Linked DNA regions of Mus musculus: all the other regions are linked to region 2. Evidence: chromatin loops called from intact Hi-C (ENCODE). Cell type or tissue: left cerebral cortex. All regions are shown on one strand.

Region 1 (4,000 bases), 240 kb before region 2:
GGATTCCACTTTGCTACCGTTTCCTTCCCTCTTTGCTACAGTAAAACAAACACAGGGTATGGCAAGTCTGTCTTTGTCACAGGTTGCTGTGAGTGACCACCACCATCCATTTCCTGAACCTCTCAGCTTCCCACACCAGCCTGTTGTTCCTTTTAGACCCAAGCTTCCCACTGCTGGGTTATTTTTAACTTGACAAAATCTAGAGTCAGCTGGGGGAAGGAAGAATTGCCTAGCTCAGACTGGCCTGTGGTCATGTCTGTGAGGAACTATCCTGACTGATGACCGATATGAGAAGGCCCAGCCAACTGTGGGTGGCACCATCCCTACAAAGGTGGTCTGATGCTGTCTGAGAGAGCTAGCCAAGCATGAGTCTGTGTCAGCCAGAGCCCAAGCTGGCATTCCACATTCCTCCATCAGATACTGACCTGGAAGTGTAAACTGAAGTAACTTCCTCCCCTTCTGGCCGGAATGTTTTGTCACAGCAACAGAAAGCAAAGAATGGCAGCTTACGGAAAAGCAGGGCGAACTGTTGTAGCTTTCAGATGTTCTCAGATGAGATTCTTAGAGTCAACGGAGGCTGTGTTCCTTTAACACTTTCTCAAAAGGTTCTGCTTGATTCGATGACAGCAGGTTGTCAAGCAAACCCAAGATAATTTGACCACAGATCTGTAACCTTTTAACTCTGTACAATCATAGAGTTCTAGTCAGGCTTGTGGAATCTTTAACATGGGCGTGCCCTTAATTTCTGCTGAGAACTTCGGTTCTTCGCCTACATTCATAGATGAGGAAACTGTTAAGGAGTGCAAGGGGGGGCCTTTGCACCTGCATGCTTGGAAATGCTGAAATCACCTTGACCTAGAACCTAGGAAACAGAATTCTCACCTCCGGTGATCAGGGAGGCTTCAGGCTCCCTAGTTGGTCTATCTTCCTCCAGACACCATCTGTATAGTAAGAGCAAGAGGGCAATGGAAAGAAAGAAGGACTGGGAGATCAGCCTATTCCATGAGGCAATCCTGAGCTACAGGACTACCTCCTGGAATAATGCTTTTCTTTTCAAAAGGGTTTTACAGTTAAAATATCATTGGAAGCTTTCCCCACTACTAGTTTTCCTGTCTTACCAAGGCGCACAGGAAGACATATTCTCTGTAAGCTCGAATTGTGAGGTACATGACTTGTGAGGCCCCATGCAAAACAAAAACGCATGCCCTCTATTTGACAGTTAGTGGCAGAGAAGCTAAGCTGGAAGCTTTTTGAGCTCAAGTTCACCCTGGATCAGAAGCTCATTAGTGTCTAGCAGGGGCCTTCACAATTTATTCCAGCTATGAAACTCAGGATGCACGGTCACTAGGCAGAATTGGCGGCTGCACACCTCTTCCTATTCATGTGGAATTTAGTTTTATAGTTGTGTTTTCCTCAGACTTGTGTTTTTGCATCCAAACTAGAATCAAGCGCAGGCACACAATCCCAGCTTGCCGCAGATTCAGGAGTGGGGACGGGGGAGGGGGCAGTCTCAGAAGAACAGGTCGACATGACCCTAGCTCTGTTTTGTACTACTAGCATGTGGAGCTTCTTCAGGTAAAACCAACAGAAAGAAGCAGGAGGCAGCCGCTTCAGTTGGGGCACCTCAGGTTGCTAGGGAGAGCAGATGCTGCACCTGGATCTTATACAGAACTCACAGGCACTGATCAGAAACCAGAAGCAGGAACCAGCCAGGCAAAGATTATGGCTGAGTGGACCAGAACTGTCGTGTCAGACAAGCCTAGGAGTGGATGCAGTCTTGTACAACCCACTAATCTAGAAAATCTACTACAAACAATAAGGGATTCTTTCCCAGAAAGGAACTACTCAAGCCGCAGTTACCCTCGAGTCCTGCACTCACACCCTGCATACAGATGCACAGAACGACAGGTGTACAGGCATCCGTCCAAAATCAAAGGCGACCGTTTTGAAATAACAGCTGTCCAGCTGCCCTTGAGCTCCAACACAGACTTCTCGTCATGCATGGTTACTATATGAGAATTCTTGGTTGTGCTGTGCTGACCAAGCCGTGTTTAAAATGCACGCTCTGCTTCTTTATTTAAACAATCGGGACCTCTGCATGCCACAACAGTCAGCCTCAGGCACAGAATGAGAGGAGCTAAAGGCCGCCTCCTACCATACACAGCCCTCTTGCAACTCTGCCCTAGTAGGAAACTGCCTAGGCCGCAGGGCATGCCGGGGCAATGTGCTGCATGCCGGGCACTGCAGTCTTCTGCTTTCCACGGCTCCCTGGCGGGGCTCCTTGCAATGCATACTGGGAATTGTAGTTTAAGGGGCTCCTTTTCAGAGCGGCAACGCCCTGGAGCCGTGCATGCTGGGAAGTGTACTCCATAATTCCTCTAGTAGAAGCCGCCTTGGTCCCTGTGCAGGACACGCAGGTCTGAGACCATTTCTTTCTTCAAAAAACTGGCCTGCTGCCTTGCCTGCTGGGAAATGTAGTTCCTCAGTGCCGGAGACTAGAAGCCCGGATGTAGTCTTGCTGGGCATTTCCTTGTAGTCTTCCCTGGCATCCTCTCCCAACCCCCCGAAACCCCGAATTTTGGCTGAAAACCTGGGAACCTGATCAATCCTGTCACAAAAAGCCAAAATCAAACCGAAACAAAACCACCTGCCTTTCCACAAAGTTAGCTAGCACTAGGCTAAAATTCCAAGGTCATCCTGAGGAAATATTAATCAAAATAAGAAATTTACAAACAATAAGAATATAAAACTATGAAGTTAATTAAGATACAGCTGGCTGGGCAGTGGTGGCACATGCCTTTAATCCCAGCACTTGGGAGGCAGAGGCAGGAAGATTTATGAGTTCGAGGCCAGCCTGGTCTACAGAGTGAGTTCCAGAACAGCCAGGGGTATACAGAGAAACCCTGTCTCTCAAAACAGACAAACAAACAAACAAACAAACAAACATAGATGAACGAAGACCCTGTCTCTCTAAATAAATAAATAAATAAATAAATAAATAAATAAATAAATAAATAAAATAGCGGAACGAAGACGACATAGTCAAAACTTCAAGGAGCTCCGGTCATCTGAGAATTAATTCTAAACTTGAAATATACAATCTGAAAACTCATCCTTTGAAATTTAATTTTGTACGTGTGTGTGTGTTTGTGTGTAACTATGTACTCTTCTTACTGAACTATTTCCCCAGTCCTGTTTCTGTTTTTTAATTAAAATTTAATTTTTTTTTCAGTGCTGAGGATCAAATCAAGTTCTTGCACATATGCAAAGCAAGCACTTTCCCACTGAGCTACTCCAAGTCTTGGAATTGTAATTTTAAATAATACATTTTGTGTATGTATTTATGGTATGCACATGGTGTCTTGATATATAAACATACATTAGGAAATGTGTTGGTTAAGAAACTAGCATGTCCTCTATCACACATTTTAAAAAGTGATTAGGAATTAACTTAAATATCTATCAATAGATAAATGGATAGGAAGTGTGATGTATATACACACTGAATTATTATTTAGCCTTAGTAAAAGAGGGGATTCTATAACCAGCAATGACATAGATGAATCTTTGGGGCGCTTTGTCTTAAGTAGAATGAGCCAGACACAGAAAGACAAGTATTGCATGAGCTTGCTAATGTGTGGGTTCCAAAGAAGTACAACCCATGGTATTAAACAGTAATTGTGGTTTCGACAGCCAGGAACAGAGGTGGGAAGTTGGAGAGAGGGAGACCAGGGGATAATTCAAGGAAAGGTGAAATAATATCAGCTGTACTATATAGCATTGTAATTAAGGCTAATAGCAATGATATAACAAACATGGGCTCACAGTTATCATTTTCATGCATTGATTTATGGATCAGAATCCAGCATACACATACACCTCAGGATATATATCCACTAGTGTGACCGTAACCTTTTGGAGAACCGCCGCACTCATTTTTGGCTGTTGTGATGGCCAGTCTTGGTTGTTAACTTGATGCACCTGGGAAGAGTGAACTTGA
Region 2 (4,000 bases):
ATGTAAATAAAAGTTATTTTGCAGTATTAAAGATCTTTCAAAGTTTTCTATTTGTTACCATTATACATAGATTAAAAAATAATGGATTTAAAATTTGAATATTCATTTGCATTGTTTGTTCTATGTAGAAATGCAGCACATGTACCACGTTCAAAAAGGCAGTTATATCTGAGGAAATTATATTTGCTAATAAAATAATATTTTAAATGTCGTATGTCTAAGCCAGACATCCCATGTCAACCTGTAAGACAGTCTAATTCTATGGAGACCTGTTGTTTCAAAAATGCATATTATCTCTTCTAACACAGTTTACTTGCTATGCATTTCAGTGGCTAGATTTTAAATTACAAACAATAACGTAAGGTTTTAGTCACTCTTGTGCTTTAAAATAGATCCACTTTTTGGAACAAGAGGAAATAATGAGGCTCCCTCGGTAGGGACCTCTCTGCCCTGAACTTGAACTCAACTGCTTGCCCATTTTCTTCAAGGGCCATGTTTTCTAATCAATAACTAGTTTTTCAAATGCATCTAATATTTGACAATAAAGTCTGAAGAGTCCCCCAGAATACTGTTGAGGTCGCAAGTGAGTGGCGGTGAGGGAAGCTCAGGCTACCCTGCTCTCAGGAGGATCCCTCCATAGCTGAGCTCACTGCAGTATTCCTCCTTTCCCTGTCTTAAAGAATCTCTCTCTCTCTCTCTCTCTCTCTCTCTCTCTCTCTCTCTCTCTCTCTCTCTCTCTCTCTCTCTCTCTCTCTTCTTTTAAAATTTCGTAGCATCCCCTGACAAAAGTAATGGGAGGTGAACTTGAACAAAAACTTGCAAAACATTAACCTGTTTCTCACTAAGCTAAGTTCCAGCCCCACTGCAAAATACAATGTCTCAACTGACACCCTTCTATGTGTAGTCCAAACTAAAGACAGCTGATGCTGTGGACTTAAAGAATAAAGTACTGTATATGTGTTTTGTTCTGGTGTGTGTGTGTGTGTGTGTGCAGGGGTGATATCTAAATAACATATACAGCTAATATTTTTAACAAACATTTTAAGTTGGCATATCCCATATATGAATATATTGCCTAAAACAGTTATAATTTGCACAAGTAGAAACAACTGTACATTTTTCCATCAGTAGGCTATGTTTCAGTGCCATGTGACTCGGTCTGAAGGGTCTGAAGTATCTTTGTGCTCTCTTCCTTTCTCCTTCCCCCTCTCCCTGCCTCTCCTGGCCCCCTGGCCTCTCTAACTTTGCCCCTGTTTGTCTCTCTACCACTCTCTTCTGTCTCTGCCTCTTCCATATCTGCATTGTTCTAGCATACACAATGACTTTTCTGGGAACGTTTTCACAATGAAAGTGATTTGTTTTGTTTTTTGTTTTTGTTTTTTGTTTTTTTTAAGCTTTGATGGCCTAATGAGCCCTCAGGGTATCTGCAGAAGTAATCAGAGATGGCAGAGAAAATGTAATCCAGGTGTTAGAAAACTAGAGAGATTGTATAAGCGCTTATTGTATGAGAAGATACTGGCCAGCATTGCTGCCTCAGGCTGCTGGGTAGGAAGGAAATGTGAATGCTATAGCTCCGGATGAAAGAAAAAGCCCCCCGTGTGGGGATTACCAGGGTGGGGGGTAAAGAAGGGGAGGGAGGCATTCTGATGGCAGTGGACAAGGCATTGTCTATGGGAAGATGGAGGGACACTGGGTGTCCCCAGCAAGCCTCCTTGTGGAGAGCTGTGGTTTCTGTCAGGGCATTGGAGAGGGAGCAGGCAGTACCCTGTGTAGTAACCACGCGCCAGGCAGATGCTCTTCAGAGGAATTACCTCTGAGAGCAAGAAGAGGGTGTTCCTGGGACCTTGGGACTGCTGTCAGTCTCCCTCAGAAACCAGTCCGCACTGTGCCTATGGAGGCCCCCAGTGGCTGAGCTGTGGGCTCTGCTTCGCACTCCTGTGCACAGGGCTGACGGTGCGGGTCCTGATGGGAGGGGTGGAGGGAATGCAAACACGGAGGGATCTGTGACCACACGTGCCTGGGGCTCTCCATGGCAGTTGAGGAGCTGCGTGAGTGAGACAGACTGCTGAGGAGGACTTGCTGATGGCCACCAACTCATCTGCCGAGAGGTACCTCTTCCCTTTCCTTTAAAGGTGACATGTGGTTGCTTATTTGCCTGGCTGCCGCAGCTTCCAACTCCTCTGAGTGATCTCAGATGGTCTCTTAAGTAGTTCCCACAGCCATTTCTCCACCTGCCTGGCCACCGTCCACTCTTGTTTGGTTACACACTATGACAGGATGGCATGATTCAGGGTACAGAGGGCCAGCGATGGAACCCTCTCGGCTACAGCTGCCCCTCAGATGAACATGCCTATGGGCTGCTTGTCTGCAATCTCCCAGAGTTGTTCTCATCAGGAGTCTGGATAGTCAAAGCTAGCTTCCAGGACAGGGGAGGTACCTTGATGATTTAGTGTGCTCTACTAAGAGGCTGGTGAGGGAAGGGGACAACTACTACCACAGAAAAGCATTTGTTGCTTGCCCTAAGAGGCTATTTATAGAATCAGCACCTTGGGGTGGGGGGAACAAAACAAAACAAAAAACCCAAATAAACAAGCAAACAAACAAACAAACAAACAAAAACCCCAAATGGCACAGAAAGTCATATAGCTATGCCCTCTTTTGTGTTTCTGGCATCTTACTGGGTCTGCTCTTTTTTAAAATAAACTTTTTCTGTTTTCTCCTTTTCAAATGCTGGTATCATGAGCTAAAAGTTACTCAGAGAATAGTTCTGTCTCTTGTTTTAAAGGAAGATGAGAAAAGGAGCTTGTACCGGATGGGATACTGTAGTGTGGCTGAGAAGCCAGGGAGATGGTGGGAACCCTTCAGTTAACTCTCTGGTGCCCGCTCTCCAGTCTTAAGAGCTGCCAGGGGAGGTCCCAATGCCTTTTTGTTTTGTTATGATGTGTAGCTGTAGTTCCCGTGAAAACACCAAGGCTCTGCTGACTTTGCTGAGGTTTCTTAAGCCACTGTATGCATTTACCATAACGTCAACGATAGGGGAGATTTTCTGAGATACATCACCTAGCGGGTAGCAGCCAACAGTAAGCCTGCGTATTTACAGTTCTCATCTATTACATTAAATACAGCACTGCACATCACACACTCCGCTCTAGAGATTTAGAGGCCTGTGGGTACAGTGTAGGAAGCACACAGCACACATCCCAATCTTGCCTGACTACTGAAAGCCTAGTAAACAGGAAGGCTAGAAATTACTGGTTTTAACTCACAGCTGTTAGGTTGAGAAACATCTAGATCAGTGATGAAGTTAGGGATTGAGGAAATGGCTGCGTTTTGTATTGCTTAAAGGACAGCAGCCCGCCCGAGCAGGGTAAGTCAGCAGGATGCTCCCGGTGGGCCTCTGCGGCAGCGATGTGGTCTCTAAGGAAACCTGTGCCTGATGCTCGCAGCTTGGGCAGTGCTGGCGGCCCAGGGCCGTCTGTCTGCTGCCTGCTGATGGAGGCTGCGCCGCATCCACCAGGCAGGGCTCTGCACGCATGCCCGTCTTCCCCGGCGTTTAGTGGTGTCAACTTATTAATTTCCATCTTCGACTTCAGGCCTGTTAGTTTCCTGTCTGAAAGCATTATTACTTTTGTCCATGTGGCAAAATAATTAGCATACAGATGAGAAGTGGCCCCGTGTCTGCGCGCCGATAGAGAGAAGATGTGCGGTTCGAAGTTGATTGGATGAATGGAGAACAAATGGTGGGCGTTCAAAAGCATTAGAAGAGTTTTGTAGTCGCGGAGCAGGCTGGAGAATTTTCTGGGTGAGTCCCTAAGATGGAAGGCAGGGGTGGCTGCCGTGGGAACAATTGCTTGTCAGAGGCTGGCTTAGCTGAAGGTGCGGAGAGGGACTGCAGGCGCAGAAAATCCATTCTTCAGGTTTCTCTTTGAAATCCCCTCCAGGTAAATGTGTCCTGTTGTTTCTGGAGCCGGGGCTGCGCTTCCCAAAGTGGAGCAAAGTT
Region 3 (4,000 bases), 830 kb before region 2:
TGAAATGACCCACCAATCAAGTTTACTATGACAGTGAGGGCATATGGATGTCACTGTGACCTATAATGACATGTAGTTACTGCTGCTCTATAGAGGCAGGTGTCCAGAGGCACTGAAGGCGCTGTGGCCTTGGCGTCTGTATCCTGCAGATTGAGCTTTGTCTTCAGTGCTTCAGCTCTGTGCACCTTCCTAGCAGCAGCCTCACACCACTCCTGCCTGCAGCCCCTCCTTGAGGCTAAGTCTCTCTACCACCCACCTAGTATCCACTTCCCACTTTTGGTCCACAGTACAAAAAGGTATGAGAGTTGGGTTCAGTGAGAGGGTTCAAAGGTCAGCTCCTCCTCCAGCCTCTGTAGCGTGCAGCCGAGCAAACACTGTGGCAAGAGCCGTGCCAAGCACTTGTTTCCTCTCAGTTACAGCTCATGGTGACCAGTCCAAGGCTGGCACTGCTCATTTCCTCCTAACCATAAGATTCTGGGAGGTATTTCACTTCTCTACTCTAAACTTTAAGTTTCCTCTAAACTGGGACTACAGCGACTGAGCTTGCTAATTGGGAGGTTATAGAGACAGACGACAAGGAAAATTCCAGTTTGGCAGGGGTAAAAAAAAAAGAAGACTCTCCAGTCTGGTACCTTCAAGTGCAGCTCGTTAAAACTAATTTTATTCAAGGCCTGATGCTCACAAGGAGCCAGACCACACATGCCTTGATTTCCTCTCCTACCACGTTTGCTGCCTGTCACTGCGGCCCCGCCCAAGGCCAGCCGGCCTTATTTCTCATTGTGCCAGCAGGTGCACGTGGATGTGTGTGTGTGTGCATGCACCATGAGGTGTCAGGGGAGAAGGCAGCCTTTGGGCAGTCAGGGTCATGGCTGAGGGGACACGGACACGCCACCCTGTGCGACTTGAGGGCCTGCTCTCAGGCTGACCAGGGTCTAGCCCATGGCCCCTAAGGTCCATCCTGGTCTCCTCCTCCAACCTGGTACGTACCCTTACGTTTTATTTCACCGAGCAGAGGGCAGGCTGTGCCGAGTCACAGTACTGCATCTGATCACAGGCCATCGTGACCTAGGCTCCACCCTGCTCATGATGCTTCTGATGGACAGCTCATGGAGGGCCAGGGTGCATGGCATGGAGGGTCAGTATGCCTCAGGAGTAAGCCCTGCTAGGATCTTAGATTTTTTTGATTGGCATTGCTGCCTTTCAAACTTGCCCTAGGGTCAAGGGTACATGCTACTGAGAATGGCCCAACAGAAAAGAAACAGGCTATAAATATACCCATTATATATAACTTTTTTGAGACTGAGTCTTACGGTATAGCTCTGTACAGCCTGTAACTAACTATAGAGACTCAGTTGGTCTTGAACTCTCAAGAGATCCATCTGTTTCTGTCTCCCATGTTGGTGTTAAAGGTATGTACCACCAGGTTCAGTTTTGATAGGATTTTACAGTTCTCCTAGGAGGCAGGGTGGATCCACAGGTTTGGGACTGATCCGAAAAAGCAGCAGCAGAGAAGGGGTTGTCAGGCAGGTGCTATCGGCATCAGTGTCAGCATGTGTCAACAAGCCTGGGGGCGGTTAGAGGGAGTGTTCAGGGCTGTCACTGACGGCCACCTAGTTGGCTGTTAGTCAATGAAATCACTCATTCTGGGAACCTGGAGGCCAGCTGACAACAGCTTCTTGTAGTGTGTCCGCTCTACTCTTCTGACTACACTGACCTGCCCTTGAATAGAAATACAAACACTCATATGTGGGCAAAAGCATTCTTGCCTGACTTGCACCTAAAAACTGCATTGGCTGAGAGACTGCTAAATTGTATTAATGGCTGTTCTGTTGCCAACAAAGGCTTTATGTAGTGTTTTCCAAGCAAAGAGGAGGCACCCTGTGTGTGGCAGGCTCTTCCCCACAAAAGAGAAGCCACAATAGTCAATGCTGTGTGGGAGGTATAAGGACGTGAAGCTGAAAACTGTCCAGGTATCTTATGGCTACTGTGAAACCTCAGGATATCACATTTATGAACGAAGGGCTTTGTCTTGCAAGCGGGTGTTCCTGGAAATATATAGTGGGACTCTCAGAACTAGAACATATGAGCAAATTTCTTATCATTAAAAGGCTGATTAATTAGGTCATTGTTAGCTGGCACACAGGCCCCAGCTATGCAGCCCAGCTACTGTGGCAATACTTGTCGTGTCCACTAGATGGCAGCAGACTGCATGTGCTCACATCCACTTTCCTTACAGCATTTCTTTAACTCATGAAAATCAAGATTAAATCAAACTTTTAATTTAAATTACATCCATGGAGAAAGTATTTTTGAGACATGATAATCCGTCCCGTTCAGAACCTTGGGTGACAGGATGTCACAGGCAGACGTTTGGTGCCTGTGCCTACATTGCTGGCGGTGTCACTACTGCAGTAAAACAAAGGAAAGCGTTTTTTGTTACACTATTTTCTAACAGAGTCTCTCAGAAAGGCAAGCTGAGTGCACTGCAGCTGAGCAGCGACTTCCTCCCTGAGCATCTTCAGCCTGTGGCTGGGCACCACCAGTGCTGCAAGCCTAAGAAGGCAACCAAGGCTCAGAGACTTCAGGAGACTGGAGGCTCCCGGTGCCTTCTCAGGCTGCTACAGGCCACAGCAGTGAGGAGAGGCAGGCCTCACAGGGGGCGGTGGGACAGAAGGAAGCAGGCCCCTCCTTGGCTGAGGGCTGCAGCCCATGGGGAGGTGGGGGAGGCTCTGCAATGATGTCACCAGGGAGGTGGATGTGGGAAGATACCAGGAACAAAGTGGCCCTGTGGCAACAGACCATGTGCAAATATCTCACACAGAACTTCTAAAAGCTGTAATGTGTTCAAGAGTCGGAAAGAGCTGTGAGGACAGCTGGAGAGGTTTTAGGAAACCCATTCTTCTGTGTCAAGGTCACCTACTACAAGAGCCTGTCTACACCCAATGTCACACGTCACCTGTCTGCAGAGGTGCAGAGGAAACACACTGTCCTATGGCTGGGCTGTGGTCACAGACTTTCCTGCCAGGTCCAAGGAGCTGGCCACGTGGAGGGCTGCCAGTCGCTCTAAAGCGAGGAGCACGCTCTTCCCCTTGGTAACCTGCCCGCTGGCGGCCGCTCAGTCAGAGCAGGACGACCTTGGCTGAGGATGAGCTGATGAGCCGTCTCACCACAGCTCGGAAGGTGTTAACAGCGCTGCTCTGGGCGTCTGCTGCTGACAGATTCCGTGGCGGCTTCAGTGCCTGCCTGCAGCTGGCAGCAAGGCCGCCAGCTCTGTGGCAGGCCACCCGTGCCCAGGGCGGGAGGCAAGCCAGGCATGGGATGTATTTGAAATGAGAGAGAAGCTGAAAACCCGCTGGCAGGGCCCACGTGGAGAATGGACTGGAAATTCAGTGACTGACAGCCCGGCAGAGCTCCCCGAGTCACACTGGCTCCTCAGGTGCACAGCTCGGGGTGAGGTCCTCACAAGAGGGTCTGGTGGGAAAGACTGCCTTCAGATGTCAAATCCATCAATCATTAAAAAATGACCCTCACAGTAAAACAATCAGAACAAAGGTGAGATTTTCTGGATGGAGTTCAGAGGAAAACGCCCATTTTCGGGCGGAGTGAGCAGTTTTAATTAGACTGTTTAGACCTAGGCCCGTGCAATTAAATTCAGCAATATAAACTGTTTTCTGTGGAAATTTTACAACGACAAGTTAGGCCCCCAAGTGTGAGTGAACTCTACTGAGCAATCTAGGCCACACTGAAGACTGCTGAGGCCCACGGCTCACTTCCTTGTCAGGCCTATTGGAACACGCAGCACTTCCTTGCAGCCTCTAGCTGACACTGTCTGCTAGAACAAGGTGCTCTACAGCTCAGCCGCCCACATACCTTCATCAGGAGCAGACAGTTTGCCATGGAGTACAGCACACGGCCCAGACGAGACCTCCACAGCTGAACAGAGGCTGCGGGAGAGAGAGGCGTGAGTGTGCACAAGCAAGTGTGCTCCTGCGAGCTGGCA
Region 4 (4,000 bases), 300 kb after region 2:
GACATGGCTGAGCAGACCTCACAAGACCACTTGACCATAGGCAGGCTTTGCAGGCAGTTAGGACTGGGCTTTGCAGACATCTAGATCAGACAGGCAGAGCATATATGGCCAGCAGGCTCCTTTGAAGTCAGTTGTCTTGACTTCCCCATCACTCCTAACCCCACATGTCTCAGCAGACAAAGGATGGAACAATAAGGACCAGCCTCCCTGGATGCCAGTAGGCAGTGTCCTTGTGCCCTGGGGACCAGCTCTCTCATCTTCCTATTTGTTAATTTCATGTGGTAAAAATGCAGGGATCTAATTATTCCTGTTCATTCTACTGAAAGCACAAAAGATTCTAATTTCCTAGGTAAACGTGATTTATTTTAAAAATGAGATTTAAAGTTTGGCTCACTCACATCAGACTTTCACAATCCCATGTGTTTCCAAAGCACAGGCATGTTTTTTTTTTTTTTAAACGCCCAGGCTATGTGCTGTTACATGGCTGATCGGCATCCAGTGCTTATCTATGGGATACACTAGGGTGGCCCTTGCTTCTGTCCCACATGGGACTATTCAGTTATGGCGCTCTCTGACCCCCATGGCTCCCTGCCAGTGCACCCTGCTTTGCATGCCTGAGGACAGTCATACAATCTTCTTTCTCTTCCCACATATATTTCCTGGTCATGCACATCACAGACGTTTGTAGTTTGTCTTAAACTAATCTAGCCTGTTAAAACAATTGCATATTGTATTCTCAATATTTCTCTCTTTTAATGCTGGGCTATTTGTTTTTTTGCCTCTCCTTTGTCAAGTTCTTGCCATGCATGAAAATGTTCTCAAGTGTCCCACTCCAGGCTGCACAGGGCGAGGGCATGTGAATAGCAACAGGAACTCGCACAGAAGGTAAGCCACACTCTGCTGGGGTCTATGCTAGAAGAAGCCACCCACAGCCCTTCCCCATGGTAGCTCTTTACTGCTATGCAGCCCCTCCCTTCCAAAGGAGAGCGGCAGACCTCACACATTGCTCCTGGAGAGTTGGTCATAGCACGTACAGAAATGTCAAAGGGTCAATTGCCCGTTTTTGAAGACTTAATTTCTTCAGTTATGTTGCCTCCTCTAGTATAATAGAGCACTGTTCCCTCACAAAGTCACCTACTCAGTACAGCATCTAAGATGGAACCCATAGCCACTTACAATGAAAGAGACCAGAAGGAATCCAGCAAGTTTCTCTAACCTTCTCTCATAGGAGAGGCTGTCTGTCACTTACCATTCAGGGTTGTGAACTAGAACCCAGCAGGGCAAATACAGAGGACTAACTTGGCTGCTCTTGAATTTGATGAGTCCCCTGGCCATCAGCATCAACATCATTAAAATATGAGCAGATGTCCAAACGCATCTGGCAGGGGTACACCAGTGAGGACGCGGCTCCAGGTCAATGGCTTTAACTGGACTACTGCTGAAAATATACACTGTCAGAATTGTACTCTTGATAGTGTTCCAGCTTTCTTCCCCATCCTCTTCAGACATTATAAGAGTCACTAAGTTCCTCTCAAAATCTAGGTGATAGCAGATCACTTCTTTTGCAGTAGCAAAATGTAACTCGGTTAGATCTGTCTTGCCACAGCTTAGATTTCTTCTTAAATGGGGGAAGGAAGCTGTAAAAGCTCTCTTAATTTTTACCTCACTGGTTAGTCACAACAAGAAGCTTGGTTACCAGTGTCAAGTTTATAATAAAACAGACCACAGCTCTATGCCCTGCAGAAGGTCTCTGGTACTGAGTCTGCAGGAGCTGGCAGCGATGCAGGAGATCCCGGCTGAGTGCTGTGCAGAGCCCACAGTGTCAGTTCCTTTTTCTGCCATCAACACACGTGTACACATGGATGGCCACACACACGGAGCTAGAACACACGGAGGCAAGCATGCAGATACTATGACTTCCTGTGGAAGCAGCTCAAACAAAGAGGCCTCAGTGTTCCCTCTGCCATCCTGATCCTGCTGCACTAGTTAAGAATCACATTTGCCTGAAGTCCTGGAGGTATTCCTGCTGTACCTCCCTTTCTTTGCCCCTCCTTTGGTGAGCTCAAGTCAGAATCCCTGAAGCCTTATAGATAGATACCTCTGGTATCAGCTCAGAGTGCCACCTTCTGGTATAGCCAACTAACTGCCACTCTTGAGTCTCAAAAACTCCTTCTCTAGCTGCTACTGCCTGACCTGCAGAAATGGCCAGCACTCCAGCATTTCTGCCTGAAAGTTTAACCAGCCTGTGTTGTATTTGCTTCCTGGAATTTGGCATACTCATCGGACAGGCCTGGTGCTGTCTGTCATAAGAGCTATATGCCAGAGCCCAGGAAATATATAGTACCAGGCAGGCTGGGAAATTCTCCTACCTCCATCTACCTCAGGGTCATCTTAGCTGGATGAAGGACAGAACATGGTGAATGTTATCAGTGTGTGGCAAGCCATTTGAGACCATTCAGTTAAATCTATCTTCTGTCATTGTAGCCTCTCTGGATGCCCCATTGCTGCTGCAGAAAAACTGGCAAAGGCCCAAGAGAAACACCAGAGCTGTGATGTGTCCAAATCCAACCAGGCCTCAGACCGAGTCCTCAGGTACTCAGCCGAAGTGTGTCATCAAGGGATTTCTCTCAGAATCTATCCTGACACAGAGCAGAGAGAGTGTTGGAGATGCTCCATGGAGTAGATGTGTTCTTGAAGGAGGGAAGGAAGCTATGCCAGATTAGAAGCTGAGTCCTGTGCCCTCAATCCTGAGAGAGTATGTAGAAGTCTGGTGGTCAGTGTAACTCCAGTGGCTCAGCATGACTTCAGCAGTCAGAGAACTGGATGGAGTTCTATGATTTGTAGTCCTGACAATTCATAATTCTATGAATGCTAACTAAAATAGAAGTTTTAGAAATCAGTAATGTTAGTAGCCCATTATAATTTTATCCCAGTTTGAAGCAAAGTACAGCACCTGCTTATGGGTGGCACGGGGCCTTTTTAAAAATGCAGGAATGACAAATGCCACATTCCCTGTGCTTGGAAGTTTTCTGTATGAAAAGCCATCAAAGCTGTCATCACCCCTTATCCTCACACACCCTGAGATGTGGGTGGAAGTAGGTGGCATCACTGCCGCTTGACAGGCAAGACAGAGCACAGGGGCTCACGACTACCTGACTTAGCACTGCAGGTTAAAGTGGAAAAGTGCCGAGGAGCAAGACTGAACCCCGTTTTCCAAAATCAGGAAGATGTTTATAGGTAGAAGACGACATCTACGTTCCTCACAGACTTCACACACATCTCATGAAGTCTGTGACAGTCCGTGTATTTCTGCTTTCTTACTCTCGTGACAATGTCTCCCCATAAAATGCTATCATCGTCATGTTCTCATTTGAATATACCCAGTTCCGTGGATGTTGTACCACAGTCATAACTCTGTGCTAGCTCAGAGGCATACGGGCTGTCTCTAAAGAGTAATGATGAATAGTTTCCCATAGATACAGCATTTGGCTTCTACTATAGGTATTTCTTTGGGATAAGTTACTTAGAGAAAATTACTAGGCAAGAGATAGACACATTTTGGTCCTCATTTAGTATTTTTTTTTTGCAATTAATTAAATTTCCTTTCTCCTTTGAGAAAGTTAAAAAGTGTATAGGAATTTTTATATATTTAAACAAAAATAAAAAACTAAATGTAGCTATAATCCCTCTTTTCCAAGATAATCCTTCTCTGACTTTTGATATTCTCTGCATTATGATGAGAACTTAGGTGAACCTCTTGTCTGCCTCTCAGTTTCCTATTTACTGCCACTATCCCTTTGCAGATATGACTGAATACTAAACAAGTTGTCCAACTTCTTCCCCACCTCTCAGTCCACTAATCAGTGGAGGATTCCCGCAATTCCCAAGGATGTTTAAGGAAGCAGAGTCCTTAGCCAAAGGAAATGTGGGAAATTGTGAAGGAAAATAGCTCAGCAATGTCACATTCTTATTCTAATACCACACCAGAAAAGGTGCTTTT
Region 5 (4,000 bases), 350 kb after region 2:
AAAAGTACAGGCAGAGGTACACATGAGCACATGCAGGAGGGACTGAGCACATGAAGCAGTGATGGATCCAGACATTAGAAAATCTGCTCGTGACCTAGCATGGGGAATACAGCTATAATCCAAGAATGTAGAAGGCTGAAGCAGAAAGATCACAAGTTCAAGGCCAGCCTGGGATACACAGAAAGACCTTGTCTCAAAAAGAAAAATCAAAAGATTCTAATCAAAGAAAATACCAGAAAGTGAGAGGGTAGAAGAGAGCTTTCTGTAAAACTTGCCTCATTGCCCTGGAATCCTTCCCTGTAAAATAAGGAATTGGATTAATTTATTTCTAACCTATATTATAAAACCAAGTCTGCAGAAACTCTTAATTGATTTGAGCAAACAATTTTTCTCAAGACCAGGGAGAAATATAGGTGGTTTTGGAAGAAGAGTAGATATTTTTCATGCTAAGGTACTAAAAGATGGAAACTAAACAGAACAATGAAATTTAAATGAAGACAGAAAGAGGAGGAAAGCAGAGAGACAGGATCTGGGCAGAAGACATCAGTTGTCCCGGAGTGCAGGACAACATGAACTGGTTAACTCCCTGGGTTTTATGTGAAGTCCACAGAGGGGCTTTGGAAATAAAAGATCCTGGTTGGCTATGATGATGCATGCCTCCCCCGGGCACTCAGAGACTGAACCAGGAGGCTCTGTGGTTTGAGGCTAGTCCTAGAAACATAGAAGAGCCTGTGTAAAAGTTCCGAGTAAGTAAGTAAATGGGCCCTCAAGTGTAGAAAATACAACAAACAAAAAGGAAGATTAAGTATTAGAAGTGACCATCTAGTTCCAAAGAAAAACCAAGTTCACCACACTACCTGACTGGAAAACCTACCTGTCGTAAAGGCTGGGGTCGATGCCTTCAGAAAGTAACCTGATTCTAAATGACTCGACCTCTTTCTGCCTATAACTGCAAAGGAGCATTGAGCCATCTTTGGCAGAGAAGTGAAGCTAACCTGCAGTGCCTCCATGTGCTCTGATGGCTTGAGCGGTGGCCAGCCATGCAGCATCCCCTCGGGTGGGAACCAATGGAATGGGCCTCTCCCACACACTGAGCCTTGGCAGCCTTGGGAAACTTGTCTGGTACATTCTCCACCCTGACTTTATGTGTGAACGGATGCCCGCTGTTAGTAGTGGCTGAGGTGGAAGAGCACCGTGGGTGAATTAGACCGTCTGTCCATCTGTCTGGTATGGGGCCCGGTTCTCCGTGGCTCAGAGCTTGAGTGTTAGGATGAGGAACTCTGGACATGGAACTCCACCCCTCCTTCCCTGTCTCCTCTTAATGTGCTCCAAGTGAAAGACATCGTGACTATTGGACAAATCTGTTTAAAGATGATTAGATACATTCACGGGTGCCTTTTGGTTCCTTTGTGAGAACCCTTTTGGATTATTATGTGTGGAGTAGATGTGGTTATGTTTACATACCTGCCCCCTGCAACTGGGGCCAGAGAATCCGTCCCAACAACTCTTTAACCGTGGGACTAACTTAGGGCTCAGTGCAATCAACTGAAGGTGAGTATTCCTTGGTCCAGCCCCACCTTCCAGCACTGGGTGAAATCCTCCTGCATGTCAGATGTGGAGCCCCGTCACCCACCATGAGCTAAGTGGTGTGATACGTTCTTAACTCACCATAGAGGGTGAGAGGTTAGGAATGGTGGTTTCTGTTGCCTTGAGCCCGCTGCACTAGTCACCTTTTGTATTTTTTTTTTTTTGCATGGGTTCTGACTGCGGCTGCCCCGCCTCTTGTTTAGCTGGTCCCCTGCTGCTGGACGTGCATGTGCTCTGGCAGCAGTTTCCCATGGACACATCCTGTTAAGTGAATGGGACATCAGGATGTGCTAGGTACGTTCTGCCGCCCTGACAGGAGCCCACTGCTGATGTTCCTGGGATGTCCTCCAGCCGTGCAGTAGGTCACAGTGATGGCAACCAGGGGTCTGAGTTAGACGTCTTCCCACAGACTCAAAGGGCAGCATGATCCACACACATGACTTCTGAGTTAAGACCTATAGCTGCATGATTGAGACACAAAAGCAGAGCTGCATGCAGCATGCCAGTCCAGCTGCCATGCAGCTTGGGTGCCGCCCTTGGGCCAAGCCTGAGCTCCAGTGGCCCACAGAAATGAATCAGACATGGCCAAGCTATGGTCGATTCTGAGATGAGTCCCCTATCCCTAACACCAGGGGCACTGTGGGACCAACTGAGTTGAGTCCATGGCTAAAGGTTGCATCTACTCAGTGCATGTTAGAGATTACCCCTTGCTGATAGCAAGCTTGTGGTTTCCTCATCAACATTAGACCGACTTTGAGAAGTTCCTATTCCGAATGGGTTGTTCCATACGCCTGAGATCTAAATACACTTTAGAGAATGCCTTATATATTCTAGCTAGGACACTTCATCCTGCATTGCTTAGCTCTGGGTAGGTTAGTGAGACAGCATACATATGGTGGAACTTGAGGATATTTTTACCATCCTTTACACTTTGGCATGGTTAGACTGGTGGTGCAATGACCTGTAGCACTCTAATGTGCCACACAGGCCTATAACACTGGAGCAGAAAGTTAGAACATGCATATGCTGTAGACCTGCATGTAGCAGGCTATTCCATCTAGGTCTGTTTCTAATGTAGGTGCAGTGACACACCACCACTGATGCATCTCAGAACATGCTCCCTGGGTTAGGCGACCACCATATTGGGAATCACAGAACTAACGAGCTTCTCAAACCATCAAATGGGTATTCGTTTTGCTCCTGGAGCTGTGGGGCTCCCTGAATCTGTCAACAGGATATCACTATATCTGGGCTTCACAGTATCTTTTACATGATGATACATCTGTACCAGAGGCCTAACCATCTTCAACACTTTAGCTAAATATTACGTGAAGGACATTTAAACAAGTATTTCCTATTTATTGGTTTGCTTTTGAGTGTAACTGCAAAAGAAAGGGCTTAGAACCACAAAAGAAGCATCGTGTCTTTATGTATTACATATGTCAGCAAATCTAACCCAGTGACCACTAATATTCTGGAATGTGCAGGTTTTCTCAGTATACATGCATCCTGAGTATAACACTATGGAAAGCCCTCATCTGCCTCTGGACTTTCAGAATACAGTGGGAGCTTGTCTGCACAGGTTCAGGGAGATGCAGCTCCAGGCCTGGGGCCTGCATTTGTTGCTCTTGCTCTGTAATATCTGCATCTCTAAATAGCAAGCTAGTCCCCACCCACCCTCCCTAGGAAACCTTGAAAAAGGCAAAGCAGGACAGGGCAGACCAGTGAGGGACGGGGAGAATTGGGCTCCTGGAGGAGGAAGCGGCTCCACCCAAGGAGGAGACATTAAGAGGTGACCTGCCCAGCCCTGGTGCCAGGTCCCCTGAGCTATGTTACATCTGAACAGCATTCTAAGTCTGCAGCAGTCAGGTGGAATTACAAATAAAGAGAAAGCTCCAAAATACCTTACAAATTAAAAAGTAACTTAAAGATTTTTGTCTTCCCTTGAAGTTGAGGTAATGTGTTTAAGAAATGTCAGATGTCCAGTATATTCCTGAGAAGTCACCTGCTTTCTTTCTGGTTGGTCGGGGGGGGGGGGGGTGTAAGGTTGTAACCTAAGGGTAACCGTGTGACATTTGTCCATTTAAAAATGTCTTTATTGTTTCTTTCTCTACATTCCTTTATTGTTTTCCTTTTATGTGACAGAAAAAAATGTAAAGAAATATACCTTTAGAACCACATTTGTTTAGAAAAGAAAGCATTCTTAATTAGAATTTCTCTGTAGCCTGGCAAAAGCTTGAGGTCAGAGCCACTGCACTTTCTAACTGTAGTGAGTGCAGAGACAGGGCCTACTTTGACACTTGTGTTTCTTTCAAAATTAAAGGCACTGAGGAAAGAGGGGTTCCCCCCCCCATGATTTGTGTTTTACTAAAACAGAGCTGCTATGAAACAGGAACAAAAGAGATAGTGGAAA
Region 6 (4,000 bases), 250 kb before region 2:
GTCCCAGTGGGCCTTTGTCTTAGTTATAGTTTCTACTGCTTATCATGAACAAAAGCAACTTTTCATCCTACAACTTGTAGTCCACCATCTAGGGGATGCAGGGAAGGAACTCAGGGCAGACACTGATGCATAGACCATGGAAGAGTGCTTGCTCACTTATAACTTGCTCACCATTTCTTACACCACCAATGACCACCTGACCAAGGGTGTCACCACCTATGGCGAGCTGGATCTAACCATCAACCATCAATCAAGAAAAGGCACCACACACTTACCTGTAGGCCAGTCTTGTTAGGAGCATTTTCTCAATTCAGATTCCCTCTTCCAAAATGGCTATAGCTTGTGTCGAGTTGGCAAAAAACTAGCCAACACAGACTTGGCATCTGTATTCCTACTTCCCTACCACAAACCTATCTCAGCTGTCCTGTGTCTTTCTCTTATGTTACATTCACTAAGTTCCAGAATTTTCTTGAGTGTGCCCTGGGTCAGCACAGGTGGAAGGGTACCCTCTGTGTCCTGAGTTGGGATAACACTGCAGGGCTTAGGGCTGTTGGCAAGGAGGGGCATGCACACAGGCTGTGAGGACTGACAATTCAGCATGGTGGATGGGAGAAAATGCAGCTGCCTTTGTGGGGACTATCTGCCCCAAACAATAATTTCCATAGAAACCAGGAATGTGAGTGGGTACTAAACCCCAGAACATGAAGCATCTTTTACTCCTAGATATCCCAAAAGAAACCTGATCCCATCCTAGATGGCTTTAATGGAGCCCTTTCTATGGCCCTGTGTCTTCAGCTTCTGCCTTCACAGGTAGGAATCAGAAAGGAGAATAGTGAAACAAGAATTCCTTGTTTAGCCAGCCCTGGGTGAGCATGCTGTACTGGCTGGGTTTATGTGCCAACTTGACACAAGCTGGAGTTATCACAGAGAAATGCCTCCATGAGATCCAGCTGTAAGGCATTTTCTCAACTAGTGATCAAGTGGGGAGGGCCCAGTCCATTGTGGGTGGTGCCATCCCTAGGCTGGTAGTCCTGGGTTCTGTAAGAAAGCAAGCTGAGCAAGCCAGGGGAAGCAAGTCGGGAAGCAGCATTCCTCCATGGTCTCTGCATCAGTTCCTGCCTCCAGGTTCCTGCCCTGTGTGAGTTCCTGTCCTGACTTTCTTTGGTGATGAGCCGCAGTGTGGAAGTGTAAGCTGAAAAAACCCTTTCCTCCCCAACTTGCTTCTTGGTCATGAAGTTTTGTGCAGGAATAGAAACCCTGACTAAGACACATGTCCAACAGCTAGCCAGGCTGGGACTGCCAGCAATACCACCATGTTTCCCTTCTTAGGGTGTGCAGTGAAGGCTACTGGCATAATCAGAAGCAAGAATGGTGCTGCATGGTGCAGGGAGCATATGAGTGAGCGTTTGCAAGTGTCACACCTATGAAAATGCAGCATGCTGGGAAACAGCGCAGTACAACTGGCATGAAAGGTTTCTACTAGGGTGGAAGGGCTCCTGGGTGCTGATGGGTTTCCTTGGCAGGTGAGTCACATCCTTCAAACTGTTCCTATAATCCCCTTTCTTCTCACTCCAACCCCCACACTCCCTTTCTCAAATGACCCTTAATGCCATGGCCCACTTCAGTTCATCTTCCCATCTCTGGATCTGCAATGCAATCACACCTGCAAAGTCTCCTTTGCCACTGACAGACACATTCAAAGCACACAGGGCTGAGAACCAGGGCATCATTGGGAGCTGTTATTCTGCTCCAGGGATGAATACAGGTGGGATTCTCATGCCACCCCAAGTTTAGAGAGTGAGGTGCCTGTTTGTGCAGTCTCTTGTTCTCTCCCCAAGCTATTGCGGATTTCACAGAAACAGAACAATGGCTGTCACATGCTGTTGAGGGAGCACAGCATCCTCTCTTCAAGATCAGAGGAATGTAGCAGGGACGCACTGTGGGTACCTCCTGCACACTGTGACATCAAGGTCGCTGTGATCCAGGGACATTGTGGTGACAGTGACATGCTCAAGGTCGCTGAGCCCAGTGTGAGGCTAGGAGGAAAGCCCCCTCCTTCCTGGGGAGCAACGCTCATGAAAGGCGTGCATTTTGCTCTTAGATTTTAAAGCTCCCTTTACCTGCTGTGACACGTAGTCATGGGCCAGGAAGAGCTCTGTGTTTCTAGCCGTTTCCACGCTGTGACATCGGGACGTGCCCACCTTGCTAATTGGGGAGGATTAAATGGAGCGGGCGATCACAGAGCCGGCAGCAGCACTCTATTCTAGAGCAGGAGCTGACAGCAGCCTTCCTCTTCCTGCAGGCATGGCCCCTCGGAGCCTGCCTCCCTCACAAAGGCAAGAGGCCACACTGCTGAGGAATGGTGTCTTCCCACCTGCAGATTTCTGCTTCTCCCAGCCCGGAATAGTTCAAGTAGGCTGTGACCTCGGCAAGCACCCTTGAGAGAGTCTCGAGGCGCCTTGAGAAATTGCACAAGAGGCGCTCTGCATCTGGGCTGGATCTATTATTCATGCAAGCATGTTTCAGCTAGCTGGGTAATTTAGAGTCTCTAGGAGAGTGCTCTCTGCAGCAGCCATAAACCACATTCCCAGTGCTCCAGGGGAAAATTACCTTTCCATTGCTCCAGCTAGGGGTCATATCAGAGACTTCACCCAGGGAAGTGAGGGCTGAGGAGGGGCTGAGACAGTCCAAGGCTCAAGGGCTCTCCAGAGCCTACACTTGGGACATCTCCACCTGTCACTTCCCAGATGACCCCTGGAGCTTCAGCTCTCTCACTGCGAAATGAATGCTGACTGCAGATGCCTGGCAGCCAGGCTTGTGCAGGCAGAACCCAGCCCCCACCCCTCTATTCTGAGCTGCAACTGATCTGCAGCCTCTGGCGTTAGCTCCATAGGGGTCATGGATGCCTGTCTTCCTGACTAGGAACCCAGGAGGCTGGAGGTGCACTGTGCTAGGCACACAGAAGTAGGCACCCACTGTATGCATATCTCATCTCCATAAAGCTGCAGTCTTTGTTGTCTTCAGAAACTACACTAAATACAGATACACAAATTTTCCCCCCAGCCCCCAGAAAGCAGAGCACGGACATCAGCACACAGCACTCACACATACTGAGGAGGAGGGATGCATGCACGCACAGAGGAGAGCAACAACATCCGTTTTCAGACACTAGACACATGACGAGAACCCGAGGCCAGGGCTGGCTACAGACATTATTTTTAGCCGTAAGATTGTGGCACATGTGGTGTGAATGCTTCCCCCTCTCCACTGCAGAGACACTCTCAGTTCATCCCACAGAGCCTGGCTGTCCTACAGGGCAGCATCTCAGCCACCCCACCCAGCAGACACGCTGGGCAGGAGCCTGGGTTCCCTGGGTCTGTGGCAGTCCCTGCTTTCCACCGGTGCACTGCTGGCATGACTTGGGTTCCCCAGGGCGTTCCTCATTCAGTAGGCCTGGCTGCTTGCGTTTTATCTCATTCCTCCAAGCCTGGATGTGACACTTCCTCAGGCTCTCCTGTGCTCATGGTTGTCGGCTGGTGACAAGGGCATCTGTGCGGATGCAGACCCCGAGGTGAGAGGAAAGATGGCGGTGAGCTGAACACCTGCAGTCCCAAAGGGCCAGCGCTGCCACCTTAGGTGTCAAATGGAGTTGGGGATGCCAGTCAGAGGCTGACATGGAGTTGGGCTCTCGCTGAGTTCCTGCCAGCTTCATGGCCCCCCAAATCATAGTCCTGTCACTGTGGGGATGGTGATGTTCCCCGGGGGAGGGGGACAGAGTGACAACCCAAATCTCATCCTTTAATTTCTTGGGGCCTTTGTTTTCTCTATCTCCTGTCTATAAAAAGTAAGTAAATAACCCATCTGGTCAGACAATTTTGTGAATGTACTAAACGCTACCAAATTGTTCACCTTGAAAGAGTGGATTTCATCTCAATAAAGGAAAAGATGTGTGGCTTAGTGGGTAGAGTACCTGGCTAGCATGCTGAAAGCCCGGGGTTCA
Region 7 (4,000 bases), 660 kb before region 2:
CCACCTTCCTGTTGTCATGAGATTGCAAACTGAAATAAAGTCAGTGGGATGCGCACAGCCTCCTCCTTTCAGGCTCCCTGCCCCACTGAGGAAGTCATTAGGCTCTTTGTTTGTTTTTTCTATCACATCTGAAAAAAACACAGTGCCATCCCTCACCTGTGGGACAGGTATGCCCTCCCCACAGTGCCATCCCTCACCTGTGGGACAGATATGTCCTCCTCACAGTGCCATCCCTCACCTGTGAGACTGGTGTGCCCTCCCCACAGTGCCATCCCTCACCTGTGGACAGGTGTGCCCTCTCCACAGTGCCATTCCTCGCCTGTGGACAGGTGTGCCCTCCCCACAGTGCCATCCCTCACCTGTGGGACAGGTATGCCCTCCCCACAGTGCCATCCCTCACCTGTGGACAGGAGTGCCCTCCCCACAGTGCCATCCCTCACCTGTGGGACAGGTGTGCCCTCCCCACAGTGCCGTCCCTTAGGCAAGGCTCCTGTGGACCATTGGCTCCAGGTGGATGAGTGCCTAGCCTGCGATGTTAGTGATTCACTATTGTGTTTTAGTTACAGTTACTATTGCTGTGTTAAAACACCCTGGCCAAAAAGCAAATGGAAAGGAAAGGGTTTATCTGACTTACACTTCCACATTGTGCTCCATCACTTAAGGAAGTCAGGACAGGAACTCAAAATAGGGCAGGAACTTGGAGGCAGAAGCTGATGCAGAGGCCTTGCAGGCTTGTTCACTCTGCTTTCTAATAGAATCCAGGACCAGCAGCCCAGGGGTGACCCCACCCCCGATGGTCTGGGCCCTTTTCATCAACAGTCACTAGTTAAGAAAATGCCTTATAGGCTTGCCCACAGCATGATCATCTGGAGACATTTCTTAGTTGATGCTCCCTCCTCTCAGATGCCTCTAGCTTCTGTCAAGTCGACATAAAATTGCCCAGCACATTTAGTAAAATGGGATTCACTCTGTCTGTGGGGCATACTTGTTTCAGATTGTACAACTAAACTGGCCAGCTAGCCTTTGCTGGTCTCTGTCATGTCAGAAGTCAGGAATGGGTAGAGTCACCATGGGCAACCAGCAGCACAGTCCACCAACAGTTCCTCAAGAGCCCTGGGAACTGCTGACCTCTCTTGTATGAACCCTGGAGCCTTTGCTTGTCTATCTCACACATGCTCATGCTCGAGAAGCCACCTTGGCAGTAGACAGGGTGCCCATCTTTTCCTGCAGGCTCTGCTTCCTTACTCAAATGCCCCGCCTTCCTGCCTGTCAAAAGAGGAGATGGAAGAGAGGGGGATGGTCCAGCCAGTCCCACAGCTTGTCTATCAGACTTCTGCATCAGTCTGAAGCCCTAACCTGACATATCTGTATACCTGGGAAGTGGAGCACTGCCCAGGGGTTCATGTCCTGGACCTGGATCTGGGTGCCTGTGCACAGGCAGGGACAGACGCTGTGCAGGACAGGCACACTGCCCTGCTGGATGATGTCATTTTCACAGTACATTCTATGAATCTTTACAGTGCAGAATAGATTGTCAAACCGCAGACTCTTCCCTGCTGTCTCAGGCTCACAGCTCTTGGCATGGCTATCTGGATCCTCCTCTCTGTAATGGTTTTCATTGGAGACTTTCATAGAGCATCTGCTTGGGCGGCAGTGCCAGGGCCACTCTTCTGTCTTCTCCCTGCAGGCCACACTCTGCAATTGCAATGTTTCCATCAAAGGTCATCCATGGCATGTGATTGGTAGTCAATAGTAGAGCTGTCCCAAACACATGCACTGGTCCCCGAGAACAGACACTTTTATTTCTGGGCAGTGGCTGATCAGCTGTGGCCCTGCCACCAAATCCATGTCACATCTAGAAGACAGTCAACCCCTAAGGTGAAGGGCTACTTAGTGACCCCGTGGACCTGAGTTCTGGGTGTGTCTTCTGACCCTTCCAGGTTCACTGGGGCTGCTCCAAGTAGAAACAGATTTCGGGTTCAGGTATGATATACATATCTGTAGTCCCAGCACTCATCCTGAAGTAGGAGGATTGCTGTGAGTTTGAGGCCAGCCTGGGATATATGGTGAGACCCTATCTCAAAGAAACAAACAAATAGTGAATCTCAGGGTCCATGTCAGTTGGGGTATAACTTTGTACACTGTCTAGTACTTTGGAGGCTTCATGGCTTCCTCTTCCTGTAGAGCCTGTCCCTTACCCGCAGCCCACGCTTCAACCTCATACACTGCAGACCTCGCCCCTGCTACACAGCTCACAAACTCATTAGCCATCTAATGTCCTCCTTGGCAGAGTCCGTAGATTCAGTTGGTTGGTAATTAATTGTGTGTTTAATTAGTATTGATTTTGACAGTTCTTTATTTTGGGTGTAAGTTCCTTATCAGCTATGTAATTTCAAATAACCTGTTTTCCTCACCTTGTTGCTTGCTGAGCAGTATGACTTACAGGGATTAAAAAAAAGAAAGAAAGAAGTTGAAATCTAACTTGTCTAGCCTCTTTCTTCATGGTTTGAACCTGCCTGATATTCTCCAGTGTTTTCTTCTGAATGTTTCATGGCTCTGCATTTACTTCCTGGATCCACTTGGGATGGTTTTACTTCTTTTTATATAGACATCCAGGCATCCAGGCATCCCAGCATCCCAGCATCCCAGCATCCCAGCATCCCAGCATCCCAGCATCCCTTACTGCTGTTTCCCCTTTGCCATGCTTCTTTATCCACACCAGGTCTCGCTTGTCTGTTCCTTCTCACTCCCCTCCACTGCTCTCTGTCTCATTAGGAATCCCTTTGGACCTTATGGACTACTGCCCAGAACATTCGAGTTCCCGGAGCCTCCTTCTGGGTCCTGTGACCGCTTCCCTGAGGACTAAGTCCCCTACTTACTGCTCCTCTTGAAGCCATACCTGTGTCTGGGGCCAGTGGGAGAAGAACAGGAAAGATGCCATATCCTTTGATAGGTCAGAGAAGAAGGGTCGCCATCCTTAATCTGACACTTCCCATGGCCCGTGTGGCTGCTGCCACAGTTATATGGGGAAGTTGGAAACCCTTCTCTCTACCCACTACGGCAGAGCCCTGCCTTCTATTGAGTGGTCTAGGACCTTCTGCGGCTCATGGCACCAGGGTCCCGTCATACCAGACCTCCCCTAGTCCTGCCCTAACCCCGTGTACAGAAAGCAACTGAAAGAGAAAACTGCTTTATACTCTGAATCCCACTACAGGCTGGATGAAGGCTGGGAAAATCAAGGAACAAACAAGAGCAGGGCAGGGGTGAAGTGTGGCAGTTGGGTATCTGTTTGGTCAGCTGCTAGGTCCATGAAGGCCTGACCTTGGCCATCTTTCTTCATCTAGTTTCATAAAGTATAAAATGTCTTCTTCAATGATTGACATTTTGAGGATCTCCAACTCTGTGGTTCCCATCTGGAGCAGAGAGGATACTGTTGGGTGAGGGTCTGATACTCAGTAGGTACCAAGGGACCCTGAGGCCTCTCCAGGGCATACAGACCCCTTCATCCACATCTGAGCCCCCCCGCCAAAGCCTTCCCAACACAGACACAAACACACACACCACACCAGCTTCCCTGGTCTCCTCACTATCACAGACAGATCTACAAGAGTGCCTCTGAATTCTGTCCCCAAGACCAGTGTCTCCTTGTCGGGAAAGCCTTTCCCCCACACAGCCCTGCCCAGAGCTTCTGATGTCCCATGCTGGGAAAGGGAGAGGAAGACAAGCCATGTACCGTATCTGTCATCTCTGGGACCAGAGCTTCTGCAGGTCAGGGCAGTAGCCATCCATCACAGAAAAGGGAGTGGTCAGGAAGAACCAAGAAGAGTCAGTCAATGGAGGGAGTCTTCTGGGCCAGGGCGTAAGAGAGGAAAGTAGGGCCAGCATGAATGAATCTGAACAAGACCTGGTGTGTGGGATTTTAGGCTGGCTCATCGGGTCTCTGCTGGGAGAGGGGTGGGCATGCCGCTTCTCAGGGCAGCAATATGGGTTCCATAACCCT

Evidence for each region. Peaks named below come from ENCODE experiments on the same cell type or tissue, not always from the same donor. Only the 100,000 strongest peaks of a DNase experiment are listed, where the experiment ranks them.
Region 1: it touches region 2 in a loop (4-fold over the local background); 6 of 42 quality-filtered maps call a loop at or near these places.
Region 3: it touches region 2 in a loop (4-fold over the local background); 2 of 42 quality-filtered maps call a loop at or near these places.
Region 4: a loop joins it to region 2, with 3 times the contacts of the local background. A loop is called at or near these places in 4 of 42 quality-filtered maps.
Region 5: a loop joins it to region 2, with 2.6 times the contacts of the local background. A loop is called at or near these places in 3 of 42 quality-filtered maps.
Region 6: it touches region 2 in a loop (3-fold over the local background); 6 of 42 quality-filtered maps call a loop at or near these places.
Region 7: it touches region 2 in a loop (4-fold over the local background); 3 of 42 quality-filtered maps call a loop at or near these places.

The regions. Positions count from the first base shown.
Region 1 is chr12:29,288,841-29,292,840 of GRCm38, forward strand. No RefSeq gene overlaps it. Among named protein-coding and RNA genes, the nearest start is that of Gm31569, 85 kb to the left of the region's middle. In left cerebral cortex, a CTCF peak has its summit at 2,272; DNase peaks (open chromatin) are centred at 248 and 2,353; H3K4me3 peaks cover 984 bases; H3K27ac peaks cover 1,265 bases.
Region 2 is chr12:29,531,428-29,535,427 of GRCm38, forward strand. All of the region lies in intron 1 of Myt1l (myelin transcription factor 1-like), which reads left to right. Among named protein-coding and RNA genes, the nearest start is that of Gm20208, 2.3 kb to the left of the region's middle. In left cerebral cortex, CTCF peaks have their summits at 1,725, 3,060 and 3,940; DNase peaks (open chromatin) are centred at 1,982, 3,101 and 3,619; H3K4me3 peaks cover 3,883 bases; H3K27ac peaks cover 3,795 bases.
Region 3 is chr12:28,697,666-28,701,665 of GRCm38, forward strand. Trappc12 (trafficking protein particle complex 12) reads right to left here. Exons shown (of 12, transcript NM_178811.5): 8 at 3,871-3,944. Among named protein-coding and RNA genes, the nearest start is that of Mir6937, 20 kb to the left of the region's middle. In left cerebral cortex, a CTCF peak has its summit at 2,181 (motif pointing right); DNase peaks (open chromatin) are centred at 721, 2,195, 2,508, 2,701 and 2 more places; H3K27ac peaks cover 3,741 bases.
Region 4 is chr12:29,835,556-29,839,555 of GRCm38, forward strand. It overlaps Myt1l (myelin transcription factor 1-like), which reads left to right. Exons shown (of 25, transcript NM_001093775.1): 12 at 795-885; 13 at 2,485-2,592. Among named protein-coding and RNA genes, the nearest start is that of Gm46346, 78 kb to the right of the region's middle. In left cerebral cortex, a CTCF peak has its summit at 2,136 (motif pointing left); DNase peaks (open chromatin) are centred at 2,086, 2,508, 3,108 and 3,337; H3K27ac peaks cover 348 bases.
Region 5 is chr12:29,877,092-29,881,091 of GRCm38, forward strand. The region is part of intron 18 of Myt1l (myelin transcription factor 1-like); the gene reads left to right. Among named protein-coding and RNA genes, the nearest start is that of Gm46346, 36 kb to the right of the region's middle. In left cerebral cortex, a CTCF peak has its summit at 2,194; DNase peaks (open chromatin) are centred at 1,109 and 1,953; H3K27ac peaks cover 2,636 bases.
Region 6 is chr12:29,277,844-29,281,843 of GRCm38, forward strand. Gm31569 (a long non-coding RNA gene) reads left to right here. Exons shown (of 4, transcript XR_381400.2): 4 at 1-875. Among named protein-coding and RNA genes, the nearest start is that of Gm31569, 74 kb to the left of the region's middle. In left cerebral cortex, no CTCF peak of the experiment used is centred here; DNase peaks (open chromatin) are centred at 2,447 and 3,195; H3K27ac peaks cover 2,156 bases.
Region 7 is chr12:28,867,395-28,871,394 of GRCm38, forward strand. It overlaps Eipr1 (EARP complex and GARP complex interacting protein 1), which reads left to right. Exons shown (of 9, transcript NM_201357.3): 9 at 1-97. Among named protein-coding and RNA genes, the nearest start is that of Gm31508, 41 kb to the right of the region's middle. In left cerebral cortex, a CTCF peak has its summit at 1,668; a DNase peak (open chromatin) is centred at 1,542; H3K27ac peaks cover 1,032 bases.